3 separate regions of the Homo sapiens genome follow, and regions 2 and 3 are each linked to region 1. A link is a loop called in an ENCODE intact Hi-C map of the cell type or tissue named here. Cell type or tissue: mammary epithelial cell. All regions are shown on one strand.

Region 1 (8,000 bases):
AAGTTTAAAGTCCCATCTAGACAAGGCAGGTCCCTTCACCTATGAGCCTGTAAAATCAAAAGCAAGTTAGTTACTTCCTAGATACAATGGAGATACAGGCATTAGGTAAATACAGCCATTCCAAATGGGAGAAATTGGCTAAAACAAAGGAGTACAGGCCCCATGCAAGTCTGAAATCCAGCCGAGCAGTCAAATCTTAAAGTTCTAAAATGATCTCCTTTAACTCCACGTCTTGCATCCAGGTCACACTGATGCAAGAGATGGGTTCCCATGGTCTTGGGCAGCTCCACCCCTGTGGCTTTGCAGGATACAGCCCCCCTCCTAGCTGATTTCATGGGCTGGCATTGAGTGCCTGTGGCTTTTCCAGGTGCATGGTGCAAGCTGTCAGTGGATCTACCATTCTGGGGTCTAGAGGACAGTGGCCCTCTTCTCACAGCTCCACTAGGCAGTGCCTCAGTAGGGACTCTTTGTGGGGGCTCCAACCCCACATTTCCCTTTTGCACTGCCCTAGCAGAGGTTCTGCATGAGGGCCTTGCCCCTGCAGCAAACTTTTGCCTGGGCATCCAGACATTTCCATACATCTTCTGAAACCTAGGCAGAGGTTCCCAAACCTCAATTCTTGACTTCTGTGCACCCACATGCCCAATACCACATGGAAGCTGTCAAGGCTTGGGCTTGCACCCTCTGAAGCCATGGCCTGAGCTCTAAGTTGGCCCCTTTCAACCACAGCTGGAGCAGCTGGGACACAGGCCACCAAGTCCTTAGACTGCACACAGCATGGGGACCCTGGGCCCCGGCCCACAAAACCACTTTTTCCTCCTGGGCCTCCATGTCTGTGATGGGAGGGGCTGCCATGAAGGTCTCTGACATGGCCAGGAGAGATTTTCCCCATAGTCTTGGGGATTAACATTAGGCTCCTTGCTACTTATGCAAATTTCTGCAACCGGCTTGAATTTCTCCCCAGAAATTGGTTTTTTAAAAATTTTCTATTGCATAGTCAGGCTGCGAATTTTCCAAACTTTTATGCTCTGCTTCCCTTATAAAACTGAATGCCTTTAACAGCACCCAAGTCACCTCTTGAATTCTTTGCTGCTTAGAAATTTCTTCTTCCAGATACCCTAAATCATCTCTCTCAAGTTGAAAGTTCCACAAATCTTTAGGGCAGTGGCAAAATGCCGCCAGTCTCTGTGCTAAAACATAACAAGAGTCACCTTTGCTCCAGTTCCCAACAAATTCCTTATCTCTATCTAGACCACCTCAGCCTGGACCTTATTGTTCATATCATTATAGGTATTTTTCTTAAAGCCATTCAACAAGTCTCTAGGAAGCTCCAAATTTTCCCACATTTTCCTGTCTTCTTCTGAGCTCTCCAAACTGTTCCAACCTCTGCCTGTTACCCAGTTCAAAAGTTACTTCCACACTTTTGGATATCTTTTCAGCAACTCTACTGGTACCAATTTACTGTATTAGTCCGTTTTCATGCTGCCGATAAATACATACCCAAGACTGGGCAATTTACAAAAGAAAGAGGTTTAATTGGACTTACGGTTCCACATGGCTGGGGCAGCCTCACAATCATGGCAGAAAGCAAGGAGGAGCAGGTCACATCTTATGTAAATGGCAGCAGGCAAAGAGAGAGCTGTGCAGGGGAACGCCCCTTTTTAAAACCATCAGATCTCATGAGACTCATTCACTATCATGAGAACAGCACAGGAAAGACCTGCCCCCATGATTCGATCACCTCCAATTGGGTCCCTGCCACAACAGGTGGGAATTCAAGATGGGAGATCTGGGCAGGGACAAAGCCAAACCATATCACAACCTTTCTTTAGACAGCCAGGTCATAAATATACTGTAACCCCTAGATCCTATTATCAGAAAAAAAAAAGTGTGACTATCATCTTATGGCTTTTGCAAAAGGTTCTCTAGAAGGCAATGTTCCTAGAGTCTGTTCATGTTTATAAAAGCTGTTGGTGGACCTAAAACTTCAACTACATCTCAGTATAAGTTTCTATTTAGAATATTATCATTTGGTATTACATGTTGCTGTGGAAAAAACTGAGGACAGTCTATTTTTTTCTTCTTCTCTTCTGTAGATCAATGGTTCTTAAAAGTATGACATGTTGCTGTGGAAAAAAACTGAGGACAGTCTTATGTTTTTTTTTCTTCTTCTTCTTCTGTAGATCAATGGTTCTTAAAAATATGACCCCTGGATTAGCAACATCAATATCACCTAAGAATTTGTTAAAATGCAAATTCTCAGGCCCATTTTATGGCTACAGAATTAGAAATTCTGAGTATAAAGTTGAGTAGCCTGTTTTAACAATACATCCAGGTACTTCTCATGCACACTAAAGTGTGATAACTAATTAAATATTTACCTTTTCTGCCTGAGTGCTTGAAGAAGTTTTGCCTTGAAATTCAATAACCTAATCCAGGATATAATTGAGAGCTCTTTATCAAAATTTTCTATATTCATCTTTGAATATGTACTCTAGCTGGTAAAGGATGCAGAGTGAACAAATAAATCACTTGGCTTTTATGACTGGATGACCGTACATTTTCCCAACATGTTTATTACTAGTGCCTCCTTTCACTCTCAAAATTGTTCTAGTTGGAGTGATCAATTATATTATATGGTCACCCTACTTATGACCAGTGATTCCAGTGGTTTTCAAAATATGTATGGCTAATCAAGATGCTGGGGGATTCTGTGGAAACCCTGATAAGAGAATTAGAGGAGAGGCCCATAGCATTTTGGAGCAAAATCGTGCCTGATTTGAAAATTAATTGCCCTCATTTTGAGAGATAGCATTTGGCTTGCTATTGGGTCATAGTAGAGACCAAACACCTACTTGACTGTAGGACAGGAGGACAGTCAAGTCAGTTCCCCACATGAATTTGGTGTCTTATCTATCACCATAGAGTCCGGCATGGCAGCAACACTCCTCCAGCATGTGGTATATTGACCTTAAGCAGGTCCTAAAGTCAAGAGTAAATTGGATGAACAGGTGGCTATCATTCCTGGTGTGCCTACTGCCATCACACTGCCATCTTACTCTCATCTATACCTGAGCTACATGGAGTGTTCTCTATGATCAGTTGATTGAAAAAGAAAAACATGTGAAGCTAGTTTATAAATGGTTCTCCATGAAAACTGGAGATAAACTTCTGCAGTGCAGCAGCCCCACCAAGGGGTGGAATTCCTTCCAATGGGCAGAATTTTAAGCAGGCTATCTCACTGCCCATTTTGCCTAAAAGAGAGATGACCCAAGAAACAGATCTACAGTAATGCAGGGATTGGGGCTAATGATTGGCAGGTCAGAGATACACAAGGAGTAAGATATAAGGATGTATAACAAGTTGGCCTGAAGAAAGAGGTATGTGAAGGGATCTCTTAAAGTAAACTCAGAGTGTGAGAATATTTGTGTCCTATGTAAATACTCACCAAATGACTTTTATTGCAGAGAAAACATTCTTTACCCAGGTAAACATGACTCCCTTCCAATTTCCGCATGCAGGGCTCTATGATCAATTATTCAATGACAAAGATTCCTGTGGGTCAAATCATTATAATTACCCTACCAGCCTTTCTCCTATTAAAATAAGCAGGCCAAATTGTTTCTGGTATATTGGTGTAATTCATTAGTCTCTGCCACCCTGAGATGTCATCATTCTTATTGAAATCATAGAGACTATTTCAATATTGGTATTTTCCAACTTCATCTCTGGCATACAGAAATCAGCCACAATGGTGCTTTTCAAATATGTTGGTACTACCTTCATTTATGCTTTTCTCTATGCTCTTATTGAAACTGCCTTTGCAAAATCATGACAGTAAGAGAAATTTGACATAGTTGACTCCATCTTGCTTCTGATCTCCAAGCTGTCCTTGGTCATTGCTGGGCATAGGCCAAGCTAACTTTGGAAATGATTTATAGTTTTACCCAAAACAAAGATTATAATAGTCCTTTCCAAAACTAAACTGCCTTTATAAAAGTAATGAAAGTCCAGAAGGTTGGGATTGTGAAAGGGGCCTGAATTCTGAAAAGATAGGCATAGTTTCTGTAATTCCTTACTGCTCAGGGGTCATGTAGCCAGAAGTCACAAGACTTGTGACTTTTCTAACTGTTCCTATAAGTAATATCACTATTGTACAACCTAAGATTGTTTTTTTAAGATGCTTTTCAGACTGATACCACCTGGACTCATGACTTATGACTCAGCGAATCCTATTGCCCCAAACAGAGGTGGACTCAGCATGTGAAGATTGTTTTCCACACCCCTATGATTTCATCCTCAACCAATCAGCAGCACCCATTCCCTAGCCCCCGCCCACCAAATTGTCCATAAAATCCCTAACCTCCAAGTCTTTGGGGAGACTGATTTGAGTGATAAATTTGTTCTCCTGAGTCAGCCAGACTCACATCAATTAAACTCTTTCTGTCCTGCAATGTTGAGGTCTCAGTGGGTTGATTTTTATCTGTTCAGTGGGCAAGAAGAACCCATTGGGTGATTACATTATGACAGGTATGTCTTCAGGGATGGAATGGCTGAGTGAGTAACACAAAACAAATTCACTTTAACATTCTGATAAAAGAAAAATAGCTCAGGGCAATGGCAAGATTTAGCAGGCCCAGAGAAACACTGGTATGGGACTTTAGTCATACCCCTTACCCATGTCCAAAGGCAATTACTTAAAGACATTTTGTTCCTGATAGCTGCCTCACTCATTATCTTCAGGTTCCTGGAATTTGTGATACAAAGAACAGTGTACAGCCAATTAATAGCTTGCATTGTTTTAAGGTAAATTGTTTGTAAAGAACTCAGGAACTGCCTCTTCTTTTTTCCTTAAAAACCTACTTGTAACTGCTGTGAATCAGAGTGTATATTCAGGGCAACTTGAATCTATGCTCCCTGGTGGCCATCCACAAGCTTTAGGCCCAAATAAACTCTCTACTTAATCATATTTTCTGAATCTAGTTATTTAAGGTTGACAATTCTTATCTCCCTAAATCTTTCTTTCTCTACGAGGGATTTTTGAAGTCTCAACTCAACATAGGCCAAAGTAAATATAATTTTCAGTCTACCACCAAAAAACAAAAAACAAAAAAAAAAAGAGAGAACTCTTCCAACTGTGTGTGTTAGACATTGAAGGCAGAATCTTTTGTAAGTGCACCTATATAATAATTTCAACCTAATGTAATCACCTCATGGGTTCTTCCTGCCCACTGCACAGACGAAGCCAATTCACTGAAACCATGGCATTGCAATAAATAGAGTTTAATTGACATGAGGCCAGCCATGCCACATGGGAGATGGAGTTATTACTCAAATCAATCTCCTGGAAAATTTCAGAGGCTAGAGTCTTTCCAAGGATAGTTTGGTGGGCCCAGGAGTCTGAGTGGGGCCATAGAAGTTGTTGACAGGTGGCCAGTGGAAACAGAAATGCAAAAACCTGAAAAGACATCTCAAAAGGCCAATCTTAGTCTCTATAATAGTGATGTTATTTGCAGGAATAATTGGGGAAGTTGCAAATCTTGTGACTTCTGGAGTATGGCTGGTAATCCACACCTTAGTAGAATTCAGGCTCCTTTTATCTTCCTAACCTGATGGCCTTTCATTAGCTTTAGAAAGGCGATGTAGCTTTGGAGAAGGGCTACTATTATTTAAACTATAAACTAAATATCTCCTAAATTTAGCCTGGTCCAAGCCCAAGAATGATTAAATTAACCCTTTTCCCCTTTAGAGAAAAAAAGTGCAGCTCACTGCCAGCACTCATTTAATTTTATATAAACACGCTCTTTGTGGCTGAAGCAAATTTGACTGATTTTCAATGTGAAAATAAAATATAAAGACTGTTTTTGGAGTTATTTCTAAACAGAATTAACATCAGAATCATCTGAATCATAAGAATAATCTATTTCAGAAAAATCGGATTCATCAAATGAATCTTCAGCTGACAACTGTTTGAGAACGATGTTAACATCATGCATAGGAATGCTACATTTTCTAGAATGTGACATTTTCAGCAATTGAGAATTACTATATTTTGTAAATGGAAACACCACTACTAAAAACAGAATACTATAGAGTGATGTCTTTTGTTTCCAAAGTTGATATACTAGAGCGATCCAAAAATAATAATAAAAGTGAGATATTTTGTGGCAAAGTTATCTCGCGGTAAGCACTGCAGCTGCAAGCGCCACCAGCAAGTATTCTTAGGGCAAAGGGGAAAAGGGTTAAGGACAATTTGGAGGTTAAAGACAAGATGGGGGTTGGTTAGATCAGATCTCTTTCACTGTCGTAATTTTCTTAGTGTTATAATTTTTGCAAAGGCAGTTTCACTAACTTAAATTTATATCCCTGGGGCATTACCCTTATAATTCCATTTCATGTATATTCCCCCAGGTTTTTACCCATAAAACCTACTTCTGTTTGGTAAATTTTTTGCTATATAGGCCCTCTTGTTGCAAATTTGACTTTGTAAATGGCCCTTGGGCTCTGGGAGGAAAGCAACTGTTGGGCCATGTGGTTGTATCTTTAGTTTTGTAAGGAATTGCCAAACTGTTTTATAATGTGGGTATATCTTTCCACACTTCCAGCACAATGTATGAGTGATCCAGTTTCTTAGCACCATAGTCAGAATTTACTGTTGCTACTATTTTTTAGCTATCCTGATAGATGTGTAGTGATATTTTATTCTGGTTTTGAAGCAGTGTCATTGTCTGGGGTAAATCCTTGAGGTTTGTTGTCTCATGTCAAGGGAATCAAGGACATGGACACACAAGTAGTGAATTTAAGAGTGGAAGTTTAATAGGTGAAAGAAAGAGAACAGAGAATAGCTCTCTCCCCTGCAGAGAGAGAGGGGTGCCCAGGTGGGTCTTCTGGTTCCGTGGTGAAGTGCATGGGGTTTTATAGACTGGCTTGAGGAGGCAGTGTCTGATTCACATAGGGCCCAAAGATTGGTTGGACCAGGTGTGCCATTTACATAGCAAGCGAGGAAGGTGGCCACCCCACCCTAATCTTTTATAATGCAAATGGGGTCTCTTCCTGGCTGGCGCCATGTTGTCTGTTCCTTACGGTACACATGGTTGGTAAAGAAAAGGGGAGATGGAAGTGGCACGTTGAACATGCCTAGCCCACAGGTAGCCTTTTCCTATTGGCACGGCTGCTGGCATTCACCCATGCAAGCTTCCAGCTTGCTTATCTATGTCTGCAGCTTGATTTTACAGGCTGCTCTTTATTAGAAAAATGATTTGGGGGCTGCTTTTCATTAAAAGGAAAACCTTACCGAGAACTTCCTTACCCTCACTATCTGTCTAAATAATTTCTTTTTAACTCTTATATATCAGTTTTAATTTCTACTTCCCTAGTGGCTAATGGTGTCAAATATCTTTTCATGTGCTTACCTATTATCTGTATGTCCTATTAAGAGATGTCTCTGCATGTCTTTTGCCTATTTTCTAAATGAATTATTTATTTTGTTAGTGTTGAGTTTTTGAGAGTTCTTATTACAGATACTAGTTCTTTACTGAATATGTGGTTTGCAAATGTTTTGATCAGCCTGTAGTTTGTCTTTTAACCCTCTTTATATGGGCTTTCACAAAGAAAATTTTGATGGAGTCCAACTTATCAATTTTCCCTTTTTAAAATTATGCCTTAGTAACAATTCTTAAAAACTGCCTAACTTTAGACCCTGAAGATTTTCTCCTACTTTTTAAAATAAAGTTTTATGATTTTATGCTAGACATTTAAGTCTATAATGCATTTTGAGTTAACTTTTCTATAATGTATGAGGTTTAATTCGAAGTGTTTGTTTTCATTTTTTGTTTGTTGGTTCAGTTTGTTTTTTGGTTGTTTTCATGTGTGTGGACAGGAGGCCGTTTGTTTTGGATTTTTTAACCTAAGAATGTCCAATGGTTCCAGCACTTTTTGTTGAAAAGGCTGTCCTTTCTTCATTGAATTGCTTTTGCACCTCTGTCAAAAATCAGTGTAAT
Region 2 (8,000 bases), 120 kb before region 1:
AGCCTGGGAATTAGAGGCTGCAGTAAGCTTTGATAGCACCACTGCACTCCTCTAGCCTGGGTGACAGAGTTTTTTGCTTCCATAAATCTCAACAGTACTTCTGGGGACAAAATACCAGGTTACATATTTTGGAAATGGTATTAAAACTCCCCTCTCACAAAGGAAAAATAAGCCACAGTCTCTCAAACACTTGCTTCTTCCAAAAAAAATGTCTGCTTGCCTTGGGAGCCTCTCTGTTCCATACCAATTTCACTCTTGCTCCCAAACAACCCTATACACATCCTATTCAGTGACTGTCTTCCACTAAATCAACTTGTCTGATTGCTCATTTTCTCTGGAACCCACTAAAAGCCCTCCTGAAACAATCAACTAATTTGGGGGTAAGATACTCCCTACTAGATAACATATATCTATTTTGAAAAACACTGAAATGGTGGCTTAACATAAAGGGGTGAATCCAATAGAACTATTAGGCTCCATGACAATTCTTTGGGAATGATAGGTCTCGACTGTCTATTCACCTCCAGGTGATGGTTTTAATGAGGGCTATCAACAACAGCAGGAAATGGGAGTCAAAAGTAACCACCCACGCAGATATCTGCAAAAATCTTGGGAGGAAAACAGTGGACCTTTCCACAGGAATGAGCTTTTGAGCCAATCTTACATAAATCTTAAGGTGGGCCGGGCGCAGTGGCTCATGCCTGTCTGTAATCCCAGCACTTTGGGAGGTCGAGGCGGGCAGATCACCTGAGGTCAGGAGTTCGAGACTAGCATGGCCAACATGGTGAAACCCCGTCTCTACCAAAAATACAAAAATTATTTGTGTATTTTTGTATTTTGTGGTGGTAGGTGTAATCCCAGCTACTTGGGAGGCTGAGGCAAGAGAATCACTTGAACCTGGGAGGCGGGGGTTGCCGTGAGCCAAGATCATGCCATTGCACTTTAGCCTGGGCAACAGAGTGAGACTCCATCTCAAAAAAAAAAAAAAAAAATCTTAAAGTGAAGAAATATTCCAACTACCACTCCAGGTACATGAAATTAACTAGAGGTGTTGTTCAAGAGAAATGAGAAAGCCCTAGGACCCAGAGAACCCTCAGACAAAAAGAGAGCAGCTACCAAAACTCAAACTGGAAAGATACTTCCTCCTGATGTGGGAGCTACTGATTTTTCAAAAACCTCTCTGGCTCCAGCCTAAAAGTGTGATGGAGGTGCCAGGACAGTGGCAAACAGAGCTTGAAAGTTAGAAGTGCCTCTGCAGGTGGCACTAGGAATTCCTTTCGCTTTGTAAATACAAGGCACAAACTGTAACCTAATTCTGCAAGGCCACAGGTGCCCGTTTCAGTCTTAAACTCCCATCCAATTTTATCCTCAAGAGCAGGGGCAGCAAATACTACTGTGTCAAATTTCCATGACAGAGGACACAAAATATAGGGAGGGAAAAGTTAAACAGAATTGCTTCACTGTATTGCTATTTCTATGCCATGAAATGAATTATTCAGCTCTACATTTTGAGGGTGGATTATGTGGGCCAATTGCATCTCCTTTCTCCCTTTGGAAGCCGGCCCTGTGGCTAGGTCACTGTTCACCAGCCCAGTAAGCAGAGGTGTGCCCTGAGAAGAAAGAATTCAAATAGAATCTGATTTTTTGTTGCTTTTCATCGTGTGTGAATTACTGGCAATGTTATTTTCTGATCTGATGTCATGGGCTTTCTATTCCACTTTAAAATTGTACTGCCAAAAATATAGTCACTTATTCTCTCACCACCATAAAACTTAAACGGTTACCATTTGAGGTTGTTGCTTTCAATATTGGTAACTCTTTTCTCAGGAGCTAAGAAACTTCTAAGAAGTGTCAATGGCAAATCAAGGGCAAAAGTGACACCTGAACTCAGTTTTCATAGAGTGTCTCGGCTTTACTTTCTCACTTTCAGTGTGCGGAGTCAGAAAATTTGGTGGGAAATGGTGTTCCAGTTTAGTGTTTTCTGGAAATGTGTTTCCAGGGCATTTTTCTTCCTTCTCTCCCAGATCTTGAGAGCTGGGCTGGTCACTTTGATGAGAAGGGCTTGGGCCCAAGCTCTTGGGTCAACTGAGGTGTCAGCTGCAGGTGATGGGGAGGAGGCACTGGATGAACACGGATGAGGCAGAAGCTATATTATCCACCAAAGCTGTTCAGGCCCCATGGAAGAAGTCTTACCACTTATTCATGGTTTACCACAAGAGTTAGGAGAAGAGTCAAGTGAACGAATGCTAAATCTACATTGCTGGGTGTGAATCCAAGCTCTGCCACTTAGTAGCTCTGTCGATCTTGGGTAAATTACTTCATCTCTCTGGGCTTTAGTGTCCACATCTTAAAATGGGAAATAACAACAAGACCTAAAGCAGAGAGTTATTGTGAGGCTCAAATGAGTTAATATTTATGAGGTACTTAGAACAGTACCAGGCACAAAGTAAGGGATATATATATATATGCATATACTGTCATGTATTGCACAGCCACATTTCAGTCATATACAATGGTGGTCCCATAAGATTATAACACCATATTTTTACTGTATCTTTTCTATGCTTAGATATGTTCAGATACAAAAATACATACCATTGTGTTACAACACCTACAGTATTCAGCACAGTAACATGCTGTGCAGGCTTGTAGCCTAGGAGCAATAGGCTGTGCCAGGTAGCCTAAGTATGGAGCAGGCTATGCTATCTAGTTTTGTGTAAGGACACCCTATGATGATTATACAATGACAAAATCGCCTAATAATGTGTTTCTCAGAACGTACCCCTGTTGTTAAACGATTCATGACTGTGTGTATATATGCATTTATCAAATAAATAAAATAAGTCATGTGCGATGGCTCATGCATATAATTCTAGCACTTGGGGAGGCTGAGGTGGGAGAATTGCTTGAGCCCAGGTAATCGAGGCCACAGTGAGCTGTGACTGTGCCACTGTACTCCAGCCTGGGTGACAGAGAAAGATGCTGTCTCAAAAAATAAAATAAATAAAATAAATAAATAAGAAGTGGGATGAGAAGGGAATCTTACTGGATAATGTTCTCTAGAGTCTTCTTGCCTTGCTCTCTGACACACACATACCTCCCACATCCCCAGGAGCTAAGGTAGCAGGTCATGGGCCCTGGGGGTTGGAAGCTGCTGTTGTTACCTAAGTCAGTGATCAGCTGGCACATCTACAGACCTTGCACTCAAGGACTCCACAAGCTCAAGGTGCTAAGCAGAAAAACAGAAATCTGAAAAGGCTTATCCCAGCCAGCATGGATCTGAGGGACCATCTCTTTGTAGTTCCCTGACTCCTCATCATCCACAGCAGACATGGGGACAGTGGCCAAGGGCCTGGTGTGTGGCCATCTGGAGGAGGTGAACTCATGGCTGGTGGCCTGTGGGTGCTGTAGCCAAACTTCAGGCTCAGTTCACCTCCCTGTCTTAGTGGGGTGGCTTCCCTCTCAGGCCTGCAGGTGGAGACAAGGAGCAGCAGGAAGGGGTGGGCCAGGAGTAACTACGAGACACTGAGTCACAGGATACATGGCAGGGACCGCAGCCAACTCCTGTTTATAGATGAAGAAACTGAAACTCAAAGTGGAACTGTAAACAGGGAAGATCTGAGTTTTGTGAGGCTGGATGCTGTTAAAATTTTGAGGGGAGGTGGTGGATAGTTAAGAAAAAGAATGTAGAATTCAAATACAAAATGCCCCTGACTGCTAACACCACCAGACAGGAGAATGGCATGGAGGGAAAAGTTGCAGAGGAAGGAGACAGTGGTCATAACTTATTGTGGTTACAATATCTTACTTATTCAAATTTTACCAAAGCATAAGACAGGTGACCACACTGCTAGGGGGCCCTTCACAGGGTCTTGAGGGGGATTTAGAAAGGGTTGTGCAAATGGAGGGCTCTGAAGCTTCAGCTTCATTGGCTCCACTATAAATCAGCTGACACAATTAGCTGAACATCCATAGTTGTCAGGAAGCCGTGGCAACCATGAGGTATGTGCATGGGCTGTAGGGAAGGGAGTGAGAGAGGGTAGGGAAGTCAGGGACGTGAAAGCCAGTGCTCCGAATGAAGGGAGACTTTTGGAATTCTGTCAGTTGTTTCCTAGGAGCCTGAGAAAGACAGAAACAGGGTCAGAGAAGACCAGAAGAGAATATGTGTGGAACAAAAGAGTCAAGTCTCAGGGGCCTCAGTGCAGCAGCCTTCCCCCATCCCCATGGGATGGGCCAGGCTACCCTACTCTGAGCATCTAGGCTCACTGATGTGAGACTGCAGAGGAGGAAGAAGCACACGGGGGGGAGAGCTCCATCCCAGCTGCCTGCCATCAGCTGCTCTCAATCATAACACTTCCTTCTTCTCCAGGAAAGTCTTTTTTGCATGTGGTCTTGTACAATGCTCAGTAGAAAGTGAGTAAAACCCACCAAGTCTCAGGCCTGGGCTTGCTGTGGTCAGACTCATCAGGAGACAGTAGGATTCCAGGACTTAACAAAGCTGAAAGGTTCTTACCAGAGAGCAGGAAGGCCATCACAAAGAGAATGTTACTCAGTCCCATAGTGCTAGAGTCGAGAAAAAAAAAGGTAAAACTTGATTAGAAAAGGAAACTGAAAACCGATGTTCACCAAAACATGACCTGGACGTGGAGTTTGGGATTCACTTGGGTTCTCGGGTGTGCAGAGACAATGCCAGGGCTTCATCAAAGCCATTTCCTTTTGCTCTTAGCTCCATCGATAGGTCACATTTCCCAGCCTCCCCTGCAGTTATACAGGCCATGAGACTGGCTTCTAGCCAATGGAATTGTGGGCAGAAAAGATGTTTCTTCCAGATCTGGCTGCTAAAGTCTCTTCTCTTTCCTCCCTCTCCTGCCTTCTTAGCAGCAGGGGATCCAGAGGAAATGTCCAAGGGCCTAGAAAATCGCAAAGTCTCACAATGGAAGAGATCTGGTTTGCTTAATAAACTAATAAAGCAGCTCTCTTTACACCTCTCCCACAACTGATCTACAATGGATTGTGATATTGGCAAAAAATAAAATTTGAGGGATTGATTATTGCAGTAGCTAGTATTATTTATCTTGACCAACATAACAGGCATGATGGGGGCAATCGGTTAGTATTGCATTTACGCTTAGAAATCTGCCTTCCTTTTGTTTTCCTGTGGTTCTCAAACTTGAATGTGAGTAAAAATCACCTGGAGAGTTTCCTGGGCCTCAACCACAGAAAGTCTGGCTTAGTAAGTTGGGATGAAACCCATGAATTTTTATGTTTAACAACATAAGGTGATGACAATGCTGCCGGCCTAAGGACCACGCTTTGAGAGCAATTCACTTAATCTACATGATGAAGCCAAGAAAAAGGATATGCTTTGCTTTATAACCTCTATCTTCTTTCTTCCTCTCCCTCCTCCCTCCTTCACTACCCACGCACTTACCCTAACTAGCACCAAAAAGGCTGCTTAGTGGCTTATAAGGAAGCAAAGAATAAGGAGAGGTGACCAACATTAGATGCGATCAGGCACATTCAGGATGGTATGGCCATACACAGGAAAGATGACCAACATGAGAAACAGGTGGAAAAGCAAACCAAATACAGGAATATGATACAGAGCCAAGGACAAGGCCAGTGCTAAATGCTTGCCCTAGAAATCTGCCCAATTTGCACTGAGGGGGACATAAATTTGGCTTATAGCTTTTTAACAGCCAATGTAAAAAGGAAAACCTAACCAGTGAATTAATTCACAGGTCTGTCCACTAAATTCATAGGTCTGTTGATAAAAACAAATCAATTCTTTCCAGGAAAAGATGCACAACTATTCTTGATCGAATAGCAGAAATGTATGCCCCAGACGGTGTTGTCTAGAAGCCATATGTGTTTCTTTCCTCTGCTCTCATAGCACCCAGTGCAGGACATTGGGCTAGAAGTGTCTGTTATGTTTTTTTTCCTTCTAGACTATACCTTTTCTTTTTTTAATAAATATTTTTGAATAGATCATGGTACTAAATGTAGATGGTACTAAATTTGAAAGATAAAGGTGATAAATAGTGGAAAGCAAGTCTGCCTCCCAGCCTTGTCCCTTAGCTGTCTAGTTTTCTTCCACAGAGGTAACAGGGGTGATCACTGTTACATGTTACCAGTTTCTTGCCTCTACTTAAAGTTACTTTAGACAAAACTAAACAAAAACATTGACCCATATTCTGTTTTCTTTTTATTTTTAAGCACAAATGGTAGCATACTATGTACGGTTTTGCACACATATGACTACCTTGGAGATTATTCTGTATCAGCATGTAACGAGTATCCTCATGCTAAAAGTTGCATATTAGTCTATTGTATTCTATTGGATGACAATAATATATATATATTTCCAGACCACTAGTGATGGATACTTAACGTTGTTTCCAATCTTTTGTTGCAATGGAAAACCTTGATTATATGCCATATCACACAGGTGGGAGTAAGCTATATTCCTAGAAGCAGAATCGTTTGACCAAAGGGTTGAAGAATAGTTGCAAATTGTTCTCCCCTGAGATTATACGTTTATGCTCTGATCAACACAAGAGTGCTTATTTTCATGTACCTTTTGCCAACATGTTTTCTAATTTGTGATCTTTAGCAATAGGAAATGGTGAAATTACATCTCATAAGTTTTAGAAATCTTTGTTATTTAGAAATCTTTATTAGTTTATGAGATTATACGTTTATGCTCTGATCAACACAAGAGTGCTTATTTTCATGTACCTTTTGCCAACGTGTTTTCTAATTTGTGATCTTTAGCAATAGGAAACGGTGAAATTAGATCTCATAAGTTTTAGAAATCTTTATTAGTTGTGGCATAATACACATAAAATTTGCCATCTTCACCTTTTGAGTGTACAGTGGTATGAAATACATTCACATTGTTGTACAGTCATCACTACATCCATCTTCAGAACTCTTTCATCTTGCAAAACTAAGCCTCTATACCTATTAAACAATAACTCTTCTTTCTCTCCTCCTCTCAGCTCTTGCCAACCACCATTCCACCTTCTGTTTCCATGAATTTGACTGCTTAGGGTATAAGTAAACTCATACAGTATTTGTCTTTTTGTGACTGGCTTATTTCACTTAGTATAATGTATTCAAGGGCCATCCACATTGTAGCATGTGTTTGAATTTCCTTTCTTTCTAAGACTAAATGATATTCCACTGTATGTACATACTACATTTTGTTTATCCATTCATTTTTGATGGACATTTGAGTTGCTTCCACCTTTTGGCTATTGTGCATAATGCTGGTATGAACAAGGCTGTATGAATATCTCTTTAAGACTCTGCTTTCAGTTCTTTTGGGTATATACCCAGAAGGGGAATTGCTAGATCATGTGGTCATTCTATTTTTAATTTTCTGAGGAACTGCTACACTATTTTCCATAGCAGCGACATCACTTTACATTCCCATCGACAACTGGAACAAGAGCTCCAATTTCTCCACATCCTTGCCAACACTTGTTCAATTCTCATATTCTGTGATAAGTAGGTTGCTGTTGGTGATTTAGTATGAGGAAGCTCACAGGAATCAGACAGAGAACTCTGTTCCCATACTCTGCGCTTGTGTGGTGTCAGCTTTGGCTCAATAGGTAATGCCCAAACTCTGAAATCTATTGGCTGGAAGGGAGGGAGACAGCAATCAGGAACCAGCTGTTCAGCTCTTACATGGAACACCTACTGTGTATTTCAGCAACTGAAAATATTTGCAACTAGTCACAAAGTATTAATTTTCTATGTATAAAAGAGCTTCTATAAATCAATAAGAAAAAGGCCAAAGACCCAAACTAAAAGCGGGCAAAAGAAATGTACAGATAGTATGTGGAACTGGAAATAACTATCTCATACATTTGAAAAGATGGTCATACTCAAAATAAAAGAAATTCAATATAAAATGACAGTGAGAACAACTTCCTACTCATTAGGCTGGCTACTACAAAAAAAAAAAAAAAAAAAAGAGGGCCCTTTGAATCTGA
Region 3 (8,000 bases), 280 kb before region 1:
TTACAGCACCTCTATCTTGGCAAGGTAGGGGTTCCGTGTGAAGAAAGAAGCTCTGAGTACCCCACAGAAGTTAGAAACTTTAGCCAACAGTGATGGTTGGGTAAGAGGTTCCCATATAAGAAGGGCTGAGAACTTGAAGATTCTGGCCTATTTGACCAACTTAGACAGTCACTCCTTGTCTTTCATGAGAATCTCTACAGTGACTGATACAAGTTGTGTGCTTTTTGCTTCTTGGTATCCTTCCCAAAGGGTTTGTGGTGGTTGGGTTCTGTATACAAAGGTGTTCTAGTTATCATTTTTACCTAATTCATGGATTAATTAGAGCTGTACTGAAATCCTACTATAATAATCACACATCTGTTTAGAGCTTGAAAGTTTACAAATTGCTTTTACATATATCATGTCATTTAATGTCATGAACCTAAGTCAAAAGAACATTGAGTGGAAAGTAAGCTAGACATTAAGTCTGTGTCACAGATGGAGACACTGTGACTTACAGCCATGGTTTGCCTAAGATCACACAGCTAGGAAATGGGGGAGCTGGAGGCTGGCACATTCCATTCAAATTCAGGAATTCCCGCCCTCTCCACTGTCATGCAATCTCTCTGATAGGTCAGTTTGGAACTAAGGAAAATACAAAAGGAGTGTGAAACATGGTCTGATTGAAAAAAATAAGGCACATATGCAAGACCCGAACAGCTATTTAGGATATAAGCTCTTGAAATGAAAAAGATTATGATGTCTCTCCTGTGTGTAATTCAAAAATACAAAACAAGGCTAAACAAGTGTGGGAACTCCTCTTAAGTTCTGATTTTTTCTATGATAACCACTTCAGTGCTTCTTTTTGAAACACTCAATATCAAATCTTTTTACAAAGAGTTTTTGTTTTCTGTGTCTTTGATTTGCTTTTGTCCTAAGCTGTGCTTAGCTGACCTGCTGGGTGGCTTGGTATAGGCTGTCAGTAATGTAATGGCAAAAGTGGTGGCTAAACACAATAATACTAGCTTTATGCCACTTAGTATATGGAATGTAATAGGTACTCAAAAAATACTTCTTACTCACAAGGGAACAATATTGATAATTTAGACATTAGAAAAATACCCCACTCATTACTAAATCTGTTCTGGGATATTTGAAAACTTTTGGGGACCATACTTCAGTTATTCTGAATCACTGGACTAAAGAACAGTTGACTCAAGGCTTTAAATAGATAATCAAATTACTATCAATTTTGTTCAAATCAGTTGCTCAAGATTTAAAAAAGGTACTTTGAATCCAAAGCTCCATTTAGTGGCTTCATTTAAATATTGCCCTTTTCAAATGACCACTATTTTTCTTGCCTGGAGTTGCAGCCCAACTCTGCTTTATTATACAGCAAATTGCTATATAAGTGAAGGACGCACCTGCCACGCCTCAACTTTCTTGATGTCTGCACAGGAGCCATTGGTGAAGAGCCCTCTCCCAGGTAAGCAGGTATATATATCTTGCAAGGCGTGGGCAATGGAGTAGACTGCTAAGTACACATTGTAGGATATCCGTAAATGCGTGTAATCTATGTAAGGGGTCTCGACACTGCTGATGTTCTCATCCCCTGTACAGAGGGGTCGGAAGGCTGTCGAGCTGTTGCTAAACCTGTCGCCACTTTCTTCGTGACCTCTCAGAAAGGTGTCCACAGGTAAAGGTCCTTTTGCACCTTCTTGGAGGTGGCAGTTAAATGTTTCTTCCCAAAACTCCTTGGCAAAACCATTGTGGACAGACTTCCTGGGATGGACCTTCTTCAGGAATTCCCGGAAGCCTGGGATCTGCCCAGCCTTCAGAGCGAATCCAATGGTGCCGCCAACCACGTGGAAGTACTGAGGCATGGCGATCAGGGAGGAGCTGGCCCAGGCCTCGCTGGCCAGCCAGATCTTGCCCGTGATATTGCGCCGGACAATCTCCTTGATGAGGGGCTCAAGATCTGGGCCACTGGAGAAAACCACGATGACTTTGGCCGTGGAATTTTGAATCACCTCTACCACATGCTGGATCTCTTCCTCATCAGAGTACTGGGAGATGAGTTCACTGAAGTCGATGCAGATATCCCTTTCCTCAGCTTCCTCTCGGAATTTCTCAATCCCCGGCCGCCCATAGTCGTCATCAGCTGCAATTGTGCCCACCCAGTTCCAGCGGAAATACTCGATGATGTCTGCCATGGCAGTGGCCTGGTGCTCATCATTGGGGATGGTTCGGAGGAAAGACTTGAATTGATTCTTGTTGCTGAGGAGTCTGCTGGAGGAGGCATAACTGACCTGGAGAGAACCAAGAACATGGTGAATGAGTGAGTGAGTGAGTGAAGAGGTGCTGAGTGAGCCTCCAGGCTGTTGTGGAGGTGGCTTTCTGAGCATGCCTTGGTCTCATTTATCAACTATGCTGTTCACTGTATACAGGATGAAAGAAAGGGTAAGGAAAAGCAGCATCTGTTCCACTCCAGAGTGAGCACTTAAGCACCTTTCAGTCTTTGAGGGAGCATCCCAATTCCCAATGGATGATTCTTCACAATGCTAACTTCAAAACTGGGTCTGGCCATAAAATCAACCCAACAATAGTGGGATGTACTTAGCCTTTCAAGAAGAGTCTTTATGCACCGTTTCATGTCTTCTCTAACCTCCTCTGTGCTGCCTCATTGGTTATAATATATCCATGTACACAACTTTGGCTTGTTGGGCTCAGCTTCTGATCTGAAGAGTTTAACTTCCCTTTACTGCAATAAACACTTTGTTCATAATTTGCCTGTGGAAGGAATCGGGTTCCCCATGGATTATAAACTTAAGGCTCTTCAGAGGAGTCCCCGGGAATTCCCTTTTCTTATTCTGCCTAATTTCTCTCTTCCCCTCCTCTGGTTATTCCTCCTCCTCCCTCTCCTCCCCGCACCCCAGTACTTTAGAAAAAACTAAGCTTAATTGCAGTCATTTCTGAGAACTGTTTCTTTTAGGCTCAATTAGACCACTAAGACCACTAGGCTCAATCCCCCTGTATCACAATAACAATGACGTATGTAATTAAATATCATCAGAAAAACCTCCCTTCCTCTCCATCCCACTATTGTTGGATTGATTTTATGGCCAGACCCACTTTTTTTTTTTTTTTATTATACTTTAAGTTCTAGGGTACTTGTGCACAACGTGCAGGTTTGTTACATATGTATACATGTGCCATGTTGGTGTGCTGCACCCATTAACTCATTGTTAGCAGACCCACTTTTGAAGGTCGCATTGTGAAGAATCTTCCATTGGGAAGCACCTTCCAGAGCCCTTTCCTTTATTCAGTTATAGGTGATGGCTGAGCCTGCTTGACAGGCTTTTGATATGGGTCTTGAAAATCTTAAGAGGCTGAACAGGAACCCTGGAGAAGCTGTCTTGACATGTTTGCACTCTCTAAGACATAGCCACTTCTGCATCTGAGCAAGGGTGTGGACTACCAAGGGAAGAAAGTCTTGCCCTTGATGTTAAGAGATCGTTGCTTGAAGAAGTAGCCAAATACCATGTAAAGCATTAGTTAGTGCAGAGCTTTCCCACTTCTTTTCACATTATGGCAACACATGGAGCAAACAGAGGAAGCTGATCAACCCTGGTGGGAGTGCTCTGACCACTCAGGCCCCACCTGGTCACCCCAACACTTGAGGAGATCCACATCTTTGATGAGGCCGGCTTCAGCTCATTTGCAGCACTCTGTGTCATCATGGCTCACCACTTAGGAAGTTCCAAGTTATGGGACCATTTTTTCTGAAGAACGAAACATTTTTACACAAATGGAATTTCTTCTAGGAAATGAAGTAGCTTAATATCTTGTGTTCTCTAGTTTTTCCAGAGAGATTTTAAACTTCTTAAGAAAACAAGTCAAAGGTATTTGGGAGAATGCCTTTTTAATATCTTTCACCATTTAAAACAATTAATTTTCCATGTCCAATATTTTTAAGTAAAAATTTCCAGACCATCCTGGCTAACACGGTGAAACCCCGTCTCGACTAAAAATACAAAAAATTAGCCGGGCGTGGTGGCGGGCGCCTGTAGTCCCAGCTACTCGGGAGGCTGAGGCAGGAGAATGGCGTGAACCCGGGAGGCAGAGCTTGCAGTGAGCTGAGATCCTGCCACTGCACTCCAGCCTGGGTGACAGAGCCAGACTCCATCTCAAAAAAAAAAAAAAAAAAATTTCCAATGTGTTTCTTCTTATTGATGGATAGTTTCTACATTAGAAACATAAAAGGCGTTGGTCTGTAAAAAAATTAGGCCAACTTGACTAAAAAGTAAGTATGACTGTTTTCTGACAAGAGCTTTTATTTTAGAAGTTATAGTATAAAATTGATAATTTTTTCCCTTATCAGAATAAGGTATTCTCGAAATACCACAGAACTTATGAGGCAGGTGGTTAAATTAAGTAATTTGTTTAGATGTTATTGTTTTTCAGAGAATTCTGTTAGCAGACCCAAACAATAGGCCTCTAAATCAGATTTTTGCAAACACAAAACCTACCATTTTAAAAAATCCATCCATTATTGCTTGCTTCTTGAGTTTTTCAAAAATAGGTCAAAAGGGCTTCAATGGAATAAAAATCAAAAACAATAATATTCCTCATGGATATGTTCTCTTAAGGAACGTATTTATAATGTTTACCAAGTTTTTAAAAAGCAACTCTAAAGTGGGGTAAATACCATTTTGTGCCCCAACCCCCCAAAAAACCCCTCAGAAACACACAAAACTTTTTTTTATTGTAAGAGGGGAGAATTTCAAGAATGATTCAGAAAACTGTTCCAACCGCAATTTGTCTAGCTGGTCTGCTTGTTCCATCCACTTGGTGGCGTGGCTGGCATACGAAATACCCCTGGGTCCATGACCTCACCCGGCAGGGCAGTGGTTCCCAGCCCAGCTGCACATTAGAATCACTTCCAGAGTGTTAAAACCTCCCGACACCTAGGCTGCATCTCAGCTCAATTAAACCTTGATCTTTGCGGAGTGGGACTTAGGCACCAGTATTTTTAAAGCTCTCTAAGTGATTCCAATAGGTAGCCATGGCAGACATGGCAGAGAACCCCTACTGTAGATAGACTTATATTGGTTTGATTGATAATCAAAGCACTTTTATAATTCAAACTCAACTTAACCTTATCTTTCATCCAAAACACAAAGAATTAACACGCCCCTCCCCTTTTCATGTTCTTTCTTTACTTGACATCTTAGCCTGTTGGCCATGGGGTAACAATAACTTACTTTAACGTGTATCTAAGTTTGAATATACGCAGCACATTTACTGATACAGGCTTTGTCAGATCACTTTGGCACAAAAGTTACAAAGCCAGGGCTTCCCCATGGGAAACACCTTTAATTCCCTGAAGTAAGGATTCCGTCAATGATGACAAAACTATCTCTTGTCTCATGTATATAAAGAGATAATGGCAATCACCAAAAAAAAAAAAAAAAAAAAGGAGCCCTCCCAACATAGAAATGTAAATTTATCAAAGGTACTCTTACAAATTTTAAATATTAAACATTCAAAAAATAAATTTAAGGTATAGTTTATAGTTTAATTTCAAACTTGATGTAAGGATGCATCACAATTGAGCTGATTCTCCCACCCACAGACATTTAGGTTGTTTCCATTTTTTCACTATTATAAAATGATGTCATAGATTTATAAATATTAAACTGAAAAATGCTTTGCTCTATAGCGTTAAGAAGGAAAATGTCAGGTTATAAAATGGCACTTCACATTTGTTATCTTTTTTTGGTGAAAAAAATGCACCACTGAATGTTTATTAAAGCACTTGCTTCAATAAACTGTTAGTAAATGGAAACGCAACCATCTCTCCACCTAGGCTAAGTTCCCGCAAAGTGGAGACCGCTTATACATATATGCTCAATAAATATTTTTTGAATGAAATAGAATTTTCTCCGTTTCTGGAATGTGCAACACAATGATTAAGTTCCTGTTTTGTGAGAAAATATGCTCTGCTTCCCTCTGAGCTAAAGTTTCAATGAGACAGTGGAGCAGCGAGACTTTTCAGGAAATGGAATTCGGGACAGATATTTTGGATTTGAGAGGTGGGATTTACCTCATATGCTCTGATTCCTTTTAGTAAAAGTAGAAGGAAAAAAAATTTACTAAAGGAATAGAGTGGGAAATAAATAACTGAATGCCTCTTTTTAAAAAAAGACACAGTTTTATGCAAGGTACATTTAAAAGAATTTTGGAAGCATAGTGAAGGTATCATTGATATTGTGGACACTGGAGTTTCAGAAATCCCAAATGGTCATGATACAGCATATCAACTAAATCATAGGTCTTTTGTGCCAGAGATGGGAATATGGTAAACCGTATGGCTATTGGGCATGGCACCCCCAAGCCTGCTTCTTCTGATCCTGCTCCCAGTGCCCCGCCTGAGAAGGCTTGAGTACCTGGGGAATGTAGAAGAGCCCCAGCAGATTTGCCACTGCCGTGGAGACGCCTGAGCCAGTTGCTCCCACCACAGCAATCGTAGAGGGAATGTGCTCTGAGCAGTTGCAGAACTCATCAAGGTTCAAAGAATCAATTTTGTTTTGAGCAACAAAACTCAGGGTGGCTTCCAAGGCCTTAGAAACGGTGTTGCAAGTGTCAAATATCCTGTATCCCAGCGTCAAGTTGGGAAGAAGGGCTGGGCTGCTGTTTATCTCCTCTATGGCAAATATCATAGCCTGTAACCAGCGAAACCCACGGAAATTATACCTGGAAGAAAGAAGAAGTGGAAGAAAATGGGAAGCTTTCTAGTCAACGACTTTAGAGTAAAGACCTGGCAAAGCTGGGTTTGAATCATCGAACTGTTACTACTCTCTGGCTTCATGGCATGCTCTGTACAGAGCCCTCTCTGTTAAAATGGGGATGACATGGCCGGGCGTGGTGGCTCACGCCTGTAATCTCAGCACTTCGGGAGGCCGAGGCGGGTGGATCACTTGAGGTCCAGAGTTCAAAACCAGCCTGGCCAAAAACATGGCGAAACCCCGTCTCTATTAAAAATACAAAAATTAGCCAGGTGTGGTGGCAGGTGTCTGTAATCCCAGCTACAGGGGAGGCTGAGGCAGGAGAATTGCTTGAATCTGGGAGATGGAAGTTGCAGTGAGCTGAGATTGTGCCACTGCACTCCAGCCTGGGTGATAGCGTGAGACTCCATCTCAAAAATAAATGAATAAATAAAAATAAAAGGAGGATGACACTTGCCTCATAGGGTGACTGTGAAGATCATGACATGAGCTAATTATGCAAAATCTTCAGCATGGTGCCTCACACAGAGACAGAGAGCAATAATGACAATAATAAAAATAAAAAGAAGAATAAAAGATTGCTATTTGTAATTCATTGAATAATTTGTATCTGTCTTCTGCAGTAATGAATTTGAAGTAGCTGATATGAGGTACTTAAATAAAAGCAATATGTAGATGTACAAGAAAAGGACCAGGAAAACATAAATACATTAGGATATTAATATGTGGGTGCCTAAAAATAACCTCAGATCAGATTTGCAGAGTCATATGTTTAGACTATGACATTCCTGAAGGTCAAGGGGAAAGGGACGTGAATGATCTCATTTTTGTAAACAAATAACAAACCTATGAAGGCCATACACAGACAGTCTGGGGTGTACAACAGTGGTTATTTCTGGGAGGTGGAATGCTGAGTTTTAAAATTATGTGCTTTTGGCTTATTTATACTTTATATCTAAAAAATGAACATGCATTGCTTTTCAAAGAAGAACATTTTAAATAAAAATCAAACAAGTTAACAAGAGAAATAGGGTCAGTGACATAGTTTTCACTTCCCTAGCACTTTGCTCAGAGTCAGGGCTCAGTAAATGTGCTGAATCAGTGTATTTGTGTCTAGAGGAAAAAACAACTCACCAGGTTCTTTATATTGTGGGTTTCACTACTTGAACTCAGTGACAGTGACAGGAGGTGAGATATACAATCTTTTATACTCCATTGTATTGTTAGGTTCCC

What was found. Hi-C counts contacts between places; a loop is a spot of excess contacts. Peaks named below come from ENCODE experiments on the same cell type or tissue, not always from the same donor. Only the 100,000 strongest peaks of a DNase experiment are listed, where the experiment ranks them.
Region 2: a loop joins it to region 1, with 4 times the contacts of the local background. A loop is called at or near these places in 2 of 110 quality-filtered maps.
Region 3: a loop joins it to region 1, with 7 times the contacts of the local background. A loop is called at or near these places in 5 of 110 quality-filtered maps.

What each region holds. Positions count from the first base shown.
Region 1 is chr3:121,971,292-121,979,291 of GRCh38, reverse strand. No RefSeq gene overlaps it. Among named protein-coding and RNA genes, the nearest start is that of ILDR1, 47 kb to the left of the region's middle. In mammary epithelial cell, CTCF peaks have their summits at 3,197 and 4,938 (motif pointing left); a DNase peak (open chromatin) is centred at 4,411; H3K27ac peaks cover 3,436 bases.
Region 2 is chr3:122,088,164-122,096,163 of GRCh38, reverse strand. CD86 (CD86 molecule) reads right to left here. Exons shown (of 7, transcript NM_175862.5): 2 at 4,514-4,563. Among named protein-coding and RNA genes, the nearest start is that of CD86, 37 kb to the right of the region's middle. RefSeq lists an enhancer at 3,671-3,780. In mammary epithelial cell, a CTCF peak has its summit at 3,470 (motif pointing right); no DNase peak of the experiment used is centred here.
Region 3 is chr3:122,255,816-122,263,815 of GRCh38, reverse strand. CASR (calcium sensing receptor) reads right to left here. Exons shown (of 7, transcript NM_000388.4): 3 at 6,429-6,735; 4 at 1,404-2,288. Among named protein-coding and RNA genes, the nearest start is that of CSTA, 65 kb to the left of the region's middle. In mammary epithelial cell, a CTCF peak has its summit at 4,822; a DNase peak (open chromatin) is centred at 4,835; H3K27me3 peaks cover 288 bases.